Regions from separate parts of the Homo sapiens genome. Here regions 1 and 2 are each linked to region 3. The links are chromatin contacts, found by Hi-C or POLR2A ChIA-PET in ENCODE. All regions are on one chromosome and are shown on one strand. Each heading gives the region's core, a stretch centred on a gene start or an enhancer-like site at or near the end of the contact. The rest is flanking DNA. Distances are from core to core; before and after follow the strand shown.

Evidence for each region. A loop is a pair of places that touch in the nucleus more often than their neighbours do. ChIA-PET counts read pairs that join two places held with the same protein, here RNA polymerase II (POLR2A). Pooled maps may share reads with other maps.
Region 1: a pooled map shows a loop between it and region 3 (3-fold over the local background). The contact joins the enhancer-like site here to the promoter of HECTD3 in region 3. A Hi-C loop is called at or near these places in 4 of 50 pooled maps. POLR2A ChIA-PET finds 5 or more read pairs at or near these places in 8 of 52 experiments (AG04450, H1, HEK293 and 5 more).
Region 2: a loop to region 3 is called in a map of endothelial cell of umbilical vein, with 15 times the contacts of the local background. The contact joins the enhancer-like site here to the promoter of HECTD3 in region 3. A Hi-C loop is called at or near these places in 5 of 168 maps with a recorded cell type or tissue (K562, MCF 10A, PC-3 and 2 more) and 9 of 50 pooled maps. POLR2A ChIA-PET finds 5 or more read pairs at or near these places in 11 of 52 experiments (AG04449, AG04450, HCT116 and 8 more).

The regions. Positions count from the first base shown.
Region 1 is chr1:44,945,781-44,948,860 of GRCh38, forward strand. All of the region lies in intron 3 of EIF2B3 (eukaryotic translation initiation factor 2B subunit gamma), which reads right to left. Among named protein-coding and RNA genes, the nearest start is that of EIF2B3, 39 kb to the right of the region's middle. Within about 2 kb of position 1,396, at least 9 of the 41 ENCODE cell types and tissues checked have a DNase peak (open chromatin) inside an H3K27ac peak, as active enhancers do.
Region 2 is chr1:44,923,230-44,926,596 of GRCh38, forward strand. All of the region lies in intron 5 of EIF2B3 (eukaryotic translation initiation factor 2B subunit gamma), which reads right to left. Among named protein-coding and RNA genes, the nearest start is that of EIF2B3, 62 kb to the right of the region's middle. Within about 2 kb of position 1,987, at least 4 of the 41 ENCODE cell types and tissues checked have a DNase peak (open chromatin) inside an H3K27ac peak, as active enhancers do; they include PC-3 and endothelial cell of umbilical vein, where a contact is called at or near this core.
Region 3 is chr1:45,009,145-45,012,573 of GRCh38, forward strand. HECTD3 (HECT domain E3 ubiquitin protein ligase 3) reads right to left here and starts at 2,180. Exons shown (of 21, transcript NM_024602.6): 1 at 1,745-2,180; 2 at 1,402-1,562; 3 at 1,057-1,149; 4 at 842-977; 5 at 424-539; 6 at 225-338; 7 at 1-82. The coding sequence starts at 2,113. UROD (uroporphyrinogen decarboxylase) reads left to right here and starts at 3,110. Exons shown (of 10, transcript NM_000374.5): 1 at 3,110-3,141. The coding sequence starts at 3,122. RefSeq lists silencers at 1,847-2,016, 2,097-2,226 and enhancers at 2,987-3,036, 3,077-3,206.

The DNA of each region.
Region 1 (3,080 bases), core at 146-2,645, 64 kb before region 3:
CCCATTTCATCAGAATGAAAATGACAATTTGCTGAGGAAAAAAATCCCCTTTCTATTTTTCTAAGTTTCTCTAATAAGATGGCTGTTTTTTTGCAAGTTTACTGATCTACAATAAATTGAACTATTAAGTATACTCCAAAATCAAGAAAATGACTCCAATGCAGATGCCTCAGAAGTGGTAACAATGTTGTCTTGGCAAATAAATGCTGTTATCATTCGATATCTGCAAAAGTGTTTAAATCTGTCAGTACAGTGAATGCCAAACAAGTCCTGCATAATTGTGAACAGGCTGTAGGCTCATTTCTCTCTTTGCGTTTTGATGACTTTTTGCTAAACTGAATGCAAAATCCCCAAGGATCACAAGGAACAGACCCCTCCACTCAATGTCTGGTTGCCATCTGTTCTTAGTGTGAAAAGAAAGGCGTGGGTCTGAAAGAACAGGGCCTAGCATACAGACGGAGGTGCTGTTCCATCAGCCCCTCTCCTGCCTCTGTTCCCAGAGAATGCACCATGTAAGAGTCACTGAGACCAAACACATCTCATCCTCTGTGCAACTCCATCACTTCCAAAGGAAAGTGTTTGTTGTCTGATCAATTTCCAAAGCTGGAAATCTCAGAAGAAGAAAGAAAGGAAAGCTAAATCACACTTATACCTTCATAATACCTTTTTTTTTTTGAGACAGGGTCTCAGTCTGTTGCCCAGGCTGGAGTGCAGAGGTGTGATCATAGCTCACTGTAACCTCAAATTCTTGGACTCAAGCATCCTACCACCTCGGCTTCCTAAGTAGCTGGGACTACAGGCACCACATGCCACTATGTCCACTAATTTTAATTTCTTCTTCTTCTTCTTTTTTTTTTTTTTTTGTAGAGACGGGATCTCACTATGTTGCCAGGGCTGGTCTCAAACTCTTAGGCTCAAGTGATCTTCCTGTCTCAGCCTCCCAAAGTGCTGGAATTACAGGCATAAGCCACTGAGCCTGGCCTGATTTTATAAACGCTGTAACAGAAAGAAATGATCATTGTTTTTATTTTTATTCTAAAATGTAAAGCCCATTCTAGGAATGCAAATGGCTTTCTAGTAACTGGAGCCCAGAGAGAGAAAGTAGAAAAACTGATAAGACCCAGAGAAGTATTTTTGATCATGTGTGACCACAAGCCATGAATAAACATGGACTGTTTGGACTGTGAAGCAACTGTGTGTCAGAAATGCAGTTAATTTTAAAGTTCCCTGAACATGCCAACACTCAGCTGCCTTTGTTTCATGGACCCACTTCTTTTCTAATGCCAACAGTATGCCTCTTCTGCAGAGACCAACTGGCCTCTCCAAAGATCTCCCTACTCACTATTCCAACAGTCATTGGTATGCCTCATCCCAAGCCTGCTCCTCTAGAGAAGCCAGGGCAATGTCAAGGGCAGAAAGCACAACTCAGAAGGAAAGCAGATGTGTGCACTCTTGACAATATAGAAACATGCAAGGTTTCAAGGGAAGGCAGCACTTTAGTGTTTAAAGTGTCCAAAACACCCAGGAATTCAAAATCCAAACTGCTGCCAGTTAGTCTTGACTAAAGTAAACAAATTAAGCTCAGAAAACCCAATTACCAAGCCATGGCAAAGCCCAGAAATCTCTCATTACAAGAACATTTTCGATCAAGCCAAAACCACTGAGTAAAATTAGAGGGGAAAAAAGGTTAAATCAGAAAACCGGATGTGTGTGTGTGTGGCTGTAGTGGTGGGGCGGGAGGTGAGGAGAGCTACTGGGAATAGCCTCTTTTCTTTTCCTGGCAGCTGTTCCATGACAGATTGTTATAAATAACACAATCTGGCAACCGATTTCTTATGACAAGGAGAAAGAAAAACACATTTACTCCCTTGGAAAAAAACTGTCAGGGCAAGGTAACTACCATGCTTCTCTACTCACCCAGTGCTTCCACAAATAATGGCTATGATCCAAATCACCAGCCTGCATGCCACCCCTGCCCATATGGAACTCATGAATTCAGCTACTTGGTGTGACTATGAAGGTCACATTTTACATTTTCCTATGTGGTCCAATCCCAGTCAAATCCCCAAGAGTAGTTTGTGTGCTTTTTCTTTTCTTTTCTTTTTTTTTAGACAAGGGGTCTCCCTATATTGCCCAGGCTGGTCTCAAACTCCTGGACTCAAGCAATCCTCCTGCCTCAGCCTCCCAAAATGCTGGGATTACATGCATGAGCCACTGCACCTGGCATAGTTTGTGTGCTTGAATAAACACCAAAGGCTAACTGCAATGGAGACCTCAGTTTTGGTTTAAAATGCTTGGAAAAGATTCCAGTCTATAGTCCTCAAAGTGCAAGGCCAAGGGCCAACTGCCACATTGTTTTCACTGAGGTTGGGGCAGTAGCTCTAGGAAGGGAAATGACCAACTCAGTCAGTAAGTAAGAAATGTGATAATCCTTGGGCTCACAGCTAAATATCCTTACTATATTCCTTAGTTTAATCATGCTGTTGCTACCATCCAGAATCTGATGCCAGAAATCCGCCCATAGTCCAGGATGGAAGTCCTTCCTCTCCTGCCCTGTCCCCTACTCTTCCCCTATTGCACTGCCTTAGTTCAGGTCTCAAAATCTTCTTCCAGTCTCTTGGCTGGTGTCTCTCTTGCTCCAGTTTTCCCTTATTCTAATCCATACTCTAATTTCTACTGCATATGTCTTTTCCCTGCTCAAAGACACCCTAAAACAGTGTTTTCCAAACATCAAAAAAGTTGAACTTATTGCCACTTACCTTAAAATTTTTAAAAAAATATATAGATCACTATAATATGATATGCTCTTTATATAATATATATAAAGATAGACATTTAAAAAGGAATAAATAAAACATTTAAAAACAAGAAATTCTAACATTTTCCTCTGGTACTTAATTCTGTACACCACCTGGCTTTGAGTACAGCCTATTTTGGAGATTGCTGCTCAACAAGATTAAGTTGGAATTCCTTAGCATGATTTTAAGGGTCTTCAAAATATGACTCCACCTACCTAATTCAGTCTTCTCTCCCCCAACTCCCCTCCACATAGCCAATGTTAACTTTTTCTTTTCTTTTCT
Region 2 (3,367 bases), core at 737-3,236, 86 kb before region 3:
TGCTCTAGCTAGGACTTCCAGTACTATGCTGGGTAACAGCAGTGAAAGTGGGCATCCTTGTCTAGTAAGCTTTCTCAAAATAGATGCATGGAAAACAAATGTCTAAAAAGTTCTCATTCTACTCTCATATTTGATTGATAGTTTGATTAGATAGAAATAAGAATGTTAAAGTCATTGTTTATAGTTGCCAGTATTGCTGTTAGGAAGTTCAAAGCTATTTTAATTCCTTTGTATATGATATCCTCTCTCCTCTCCGGGAGCTTGTAAGATCTCTTTGTTAGCAGTTATAAAATTTCACAATGATAACCTTGGTATGTTTCTTTTCTCCATTTTACTGGGAACTCAGTTTCCTTTCAGTCTAGAAACCCAGTTCCTTTTATCCTCAGAAAATTTTAAAAATTATTTCACTGATGTTTTCTTCTCTCCATTTCTTTCTTTCTAGAAATCCATGTTCTAATTCAGAGGCATTAATTCATTAATTACATTTAATCATCTTTGTATTTCATTTCTATGAGATTCTAATTTCTTTCTTTTCCTCCCTTCCTTCCTCCCTCCCTCCTTCTCTTTCTCTCTTTCTTTCTTTCATTTTTTTGAGACAGGGTCTCACTCTGTCACCCAGCCTGGAGTGCAGTAGTACAATCATGGCTCACTGCAGCCTCAACCTCCTAGGCTCAAGCAATCCTCCAACCTCAGAGATTCTAATTTCTTTCCTTTTTTTTTTTTTTTTTTGAGACAGAGTCTCGCTGTGTCACCCAGGCTGGAGTACAGCGGTGCAATCTCGGCTCACTGCAAGCTCTGCCTCCCAGGTTCATGCCATTCTCCTGCCTCAGCCTCCCGAGTAGCTGGGACTACAGGTGCCTGCCACCACACCCAGCTAATTTTTTGTATTTTTAGTAGAGACAGGGTTTCACCGTGTTAGCCAAGATGGTCTTGATCTCCTGACCTCGTGATCCCCCCGCCTAGGCCTCCCAAAGTGCTGGGATTACAGGCGTGAGCCACCGCGCCCAGCCAGAGATTCTAATTTCTTAAACGATTTTCTTTTTTACCTAGATCACTGATATCTCAGACCATTCCTCTTTGTCAATAATTTGATTTTCAGTGGTGTCTATGCCATTCTTTAGCTATTTTAAAATTTATTAACTCTGTAATAATTTAATCCTTTTTTTGTTTGTTTGTTTTTGTTTGTTTTTTGAGACCGAGTCTCACTCTGTCGCCCAGCGCAATCTAGGCTCACTGCAACCCCTGACTCTTGGGTTCAAGCAATTCTCCTGCCTCAGCCTCCCAAGTAGCTGGGACTACAGGCACATGCCACCACGCCTGGCTAATTTTTGTATTTTTAGTAGAGACGGGGTTTCACTGTGTTAGCCAGGATAGTCTCGATCTCCCGACCTTGTGATCCACCTGCCTCTGCCTCCCAAAGTGCTGGAATTACAGGCGTGAGCCACCATGCCTGGCCAATCCTCTTTTTTTTGGTTCTATAATATCCTCTTTTTTATCATCTCATTACTGAACTTTTATTTATTAAATTCATGTTGTAATAAGTAGTTTTATGGTTATACAGTTGCATAGTTTTAAGAAAATTTCTTCTGTTTCTTGAGTTATATTCTTTTCAGGATAGCTTCTTTGTCTTTTACGGGACATTTTTCTTGCTTTCATTTTGTTTTCTGTAGTATATTTGTACAGCTGACATTCTGATTCTTTTGAGCTTACTCATGCTTGAGTCATGGCTCTGCCCAGATGTTTTATTTGTTTTGATATAACATAAATGAATTCTCTTTTCCTTCTGTATCTGAGACCAGCTACCATGTAAGTACTGGTGTGGAGAAACTGGGGCTCTTATGCACTGTTGGTGGGATTGTAAAATAGTGAAAATGCCATGGAAACAGTATGTAGTTTCCTCAAAAAATTAAACATCATAGTTCTCTACCATATGATCCAGTAATCCCACTTCTAAATATATATCCAAAAGAACTGAAAGCAAGGTCTTGAAGAGATGTCTGTACACCCACGTTCACTGCAGCACTATTCACAATAGCCAAGAGGTGGCAGCAACTCAAATGTCTGTCAGAAGATAAATGGATGACAAAATGTGGCTACATACATACAACGGAGTATTATTCAGCCTTAAAAAAAACGAAATCCGTTATATGCTACGGCATGGACAAACCTTGAGGACATTATGCTAAGTAAAATTAGCCAGTCACAAAAAGACCAATATTGTATGATTTCACTTAGATATTTAAAGTAGAATCGTGGGTAGCAAGGCCTTGCGGGGAGAAAAAAATGGGGAGGGGAGCTGTTGTTTGATAGGTATAGAATTTCAGATTTGCAAGATGAAAGTTCTCGAGATCTGTTTCACCACAATGTGAACACATTTAACACTACTCAACTGTTCACTTAAAAATGGCCACTTAGGGCTGGGCACGGTGGCTCACTCCTGTAATCCCCAGCACTTTGGGGGCTGAGGCGGGTGGACTACGGGTCAGGAGTTCAATACCAGCCCAGCCAATATGGTGAAACCCCGTATCTACTAAAAATACAAAAATTAGCTGGGTGTGGTGGCACATGCCTGTAGTCCCAGCTGCTTGGGAGGCTGAGGCAGGAGAATCGCTTGAACCTGGGAGGCGGAGGTTACAGTGAGCCAAGATTGCACCATTGCATTCCAGCCTGGGCAACAGAGCAAGACTCCCTCTCCAAAAAAAAAGGCCACTTAGAATGGGCCGCACGGTGGCTCACGCCTGTAATCCTAGCACTTTGGGGGGCCGAGGTGGGCGGATCACTTGAGGTCAGGAGCTAGAGACCAGCCTGGCCAACATGGTGAAACTCCGTCTCTACTAAAAATACAAAAATTAGCTGGGCGTGGTGGCGCATACCTGTAATCCCAGCTACTCAGGAGGCTGAGGCAGGAGAATCACTTGAACCCAGGAGGCAGAGGTCGCAGTGAGCCAAGATTGCACCACTGTACTCCAGCCTGGGTGACAGAGTGAGACTCAGTCTCAAAAAACTTAAAACAAAAACCAAAGCCAAACCAAACCAAACCAAAACAAAACAAAAAAACAAAGGTTACAATGGTACATTTTATGTCATGTGTTTTTTTTACCACTTTTTTTTTTAAAGGGGATTTATAACACTGTCAGAAAGACAGTCCTGTTCTCCTCACAGCTGCTTTGCTTTACTCTTTTGCAGGATTTGGCTCTACCTTGGCAAGAAAAGACAGGGAAACAGGCTTATGCAGTGAAGAAAAGCCTTCATCCTGTCTCATGGGAAAAATATTCACATACTTTTGTCAATTTCACACAGTATAGTCTAGTTTTCATTCCCTCTTTCCCATCCACTGGGTGGTTTTATTTTGTTTTAAGACAAGGAG
Region 3 (3,429 bases), core at 930-3,429:
TCGGCACTCCACGATGCGGATCTCGATGATCGGGAGGTGGACGGTCATGTCCTCCAGGACACAGACATCCCCGATGAGGGTCCTGAGGAGATGAGTGTGAAGCACTTCAGATACCTCCTGCCTCAGGCCTTCAGAGACTGCTGGAGTCTCACTCAAACTTAGGCTTTCAAGCTGGGCTAGGCTTGGAACATGCCCTACTTCCCTCCCCAGGCCAGCGTGCTCACTCGTCAATGCTCACGTCACTCAGCTTCTTCAGGTTGTCCCCTTCACCCCCATAGACCACCACCCGCTTTGGCATAAAGTTGTCATCTGTGGTATCCACTGTGAGTAGCAGCTTCCTGAAGGGTCAGAGTGTGAATATGAGTCTTTGTGAACCCACAGGGACATAGCCCACCCACCCTGTCCTGCCCAGAGCCTACTTACTTGACAATGGTGCCCTTCTTCATAGTAAGCCGTACCCAGTGTTGGCACTGGGACCCATCGCTCTCCCAGTAGGTATCGGCATTGCTGTCTGTCAGGCAGGACACGTTGAACTCCTCCTGGGGAGGGGCAGAGACGTGAAGTCAGCAGTTACCCTCCCTCCCTGCACTGGGCTTGTGCTCTGGGCCAGGAGCACCAGAGAGAAAGCATAGTGAAGTTGGGCTAACAGGCAACTGGTATGGGATAGGGGGCCGCTGGGTATGTAAGGGGTCCTATAGACGTCCAAGATGGGGAGCTGAACTGAGTGTGGCCTGTGGGGACCCTGTTTTAGTCCTGGCCTGCAGGTGGGGGTTCTTTCTGGATCTAGCCTTGAGGGGTGTGACTATATCTTGCCTGGGGTGGGAGGAGCCCCAGCACCCACCGTGTAGGAGGAAACGTCTATGCTCTCCACATACTGCTTCACGCTACCCAGGTTCTCATCCTCCTTGCCCAGGTGGTCATACAAGAAGTGGATCAGGTCCTCGTCGCACTCGTAGGTCCATGTCGGGGGTACATAGCTAAGCAACCCCAAGCCCCTAATTAGACTGGGCCCAGACGCAGAGCTCCTTCCTCCCCACCCCATTCCAGCTCACTCACAGTAGCCTTTGTACAGCTTCTGCGTATGCCTCTGCCGGCTGAGGTCTCGATCCCAGGCGATGTGAGTATGTCAGGTCCACCACCTGTTCCCACCTGTGGGCACAGAGTAGGGAGTGGGATGGGGAGACATCAGCGGTCAGCAAGACACTACCTCCATGCCGTGTAGCCTTCTTCAGGGCTCTATCTCCCAGTCTCCCTCCGAGCCCCCTTCACGTCCCGCCCCTTTCTGCTCTTAACCCTGCCTCCGCTCCAGTATCCCACCCACCCCAGGCTGTGGCTGAAGTGTTCCCAAGCCCTCCTGGCCCGGCCTTCTGACAGCCAGCCCCGCTCCTTCAAGTGCAGTACCTGAGCACCGGCCGATAATCCACGCCAAAGAGCTGCTGCTGCCGCTGGAGGTGGTTGGGAGTGTCGATGGGTACCAGGCGGGCTCCGCCCTCCGCCGGGCGGCACACCAGCAGCCAGCCTTCCTGCAGCCCGCAGTCGCCCAGGTGCTCTGCCAGCTGCTCCTGCCGGGACGCGTAGGATGGGGACAGCCGTCAGGGAACTGCCCAGCCGCCTGTCGTGCCCAGCCCAGGGCAAAGGGCGCCGAACGCAATGCCAACTCAATACAGGGGAGAAAAGGCAAACAGCCAGAGGTTTCTCTGGCCCCAGGGGTCTTTTACCGGGTCCTGGGCAGGGAAGAGCGCACCTTTGTCAGCTTCACCCAGAGCCCGTGGCCATTGCACAGCTCCTCGCCCGTGGTGCGCACGCAGGCGCCGCGCCGGAGCTCAATGCTGTCGCGGGCGGCGCGGAGGGGCCCGGAGCCGGTACCGGGGGCTGGGCCTGCGGCGCCCACACGCAGCCCCAGGCCCTCTGCCTCCCACACCGGCAGAAGCACGCGCGACGGTCCCGCTGGGTCCTTGTAAAGCTTGTAGAGCACCTCTCGCGGCACGAAAGCCAGCGCTGCTGGCAGCGGCCGCCCGGCGCGGAGGCTCCGCGCTGCCTCTGCCAAGAAGCGCACGCGGCCCAGCAGCTGCCGGGGGGACTCCAGCACCGCGCCCGGGCCAGGACCCGCCATGGCGAAGTGGCGGAGGTGAGCACCTAGAGGCGACCCTGCCCGGGGAACAGCTGGCGCGACCGCGGACAGAGCTTCCCACCACGCCCTTCCCCGCCTTTGGCCAGCCTTTGCCGTATGTTCTGGACTAAGCGCACCCCAGCTCTCACTGTATTGGACTGTGTACTCCCACACTCAACCATATTACTTATCTCTGTGCCACCCTAACCCAGCCGACCAAACCCAAGATTGGTGATTGCTACCTGATCAATCTCCCTCTCTCCATTTCCTTGTGACTACCATTTTATCTCTACTGCTACTACCCTCATTCAAGTCACCATTCTAGCTAGCCTGGGTCATTGCCAACAGTCATTTTTCTGGTTCTTCGGCCTGCTGTTTTTCCTCCCACTCCCAGCGAATCTGCTGGACTCCCTATCCTATGGGTGGTGTGATTAAAGTGTTTGAGACAATGGCCCCTTCCCCTGCCACTGACAGGAGTCTTGAGTCATTAGGGTTGATTCTGTTTGTCACTCCTAATCCCAAGGACACTGGAGATCATTATTCATTTTAATGTGATTGCTGATTTCTGTTTCCCCAGTCTTGTAGCTCCTTAAAGGCTGGGGCTGTCTTGAGCAGAGCTAACCTCTGCACCTACTATAGGTCCAGGCTATAGTATGGACCTGGCTGGATAAGACTGTTGGTATCATGAGTGGGACTTGCGCCAAGCCTCCGGATACCCAGACTGTCAGATGAGAACAAATTCCTCATGTCACCGTAAGATACATTTACAGCGGAGTTTTCTTTTGGGCCTTTGTTGTTGCGTCGCTACAGCAAACTTTACGGTGAAAAAAGGTAGGGGTCCTACGGGCAGCAGCCAGGGCAGCCCTGGAGCTGTCGCTGGAGTCCGATCATGTGATCTTCAACATGGCGACGCTCTTGGTTCCCTACAGAAAGGGGCGGAGCCTGGACTGGGGGGCAGGCTCAGATTCAGGTTAAATTGTGGATTGAGCTCGCAGTTACAGACAGCTGACCATGGAAGCGAATGGGTTGGGGTGAGTTCTCCAGAGCACGCGGTGTGGCTAGCCGGGCTTCTAATTTGAGTCTTCCAACTCAGGACTCTATCCCTCTACTCCCCTTTCCCCACCCTGGAGACCTCCCAACCTGAACTCCGTTAGCTGGGATCCTGAATCCTAAAACCATGGATTTTTGAGATGTTCATCCCAGGGCCTTAATTCAAGGGATGCCTCAGGATTTCCAACCAGGATCTCTATTCTGGGACCATCAACTCTGATCCCTCTTTATCCCCCAGCCTGGGTATTTCTCAGCCCCTGAACCAGCCC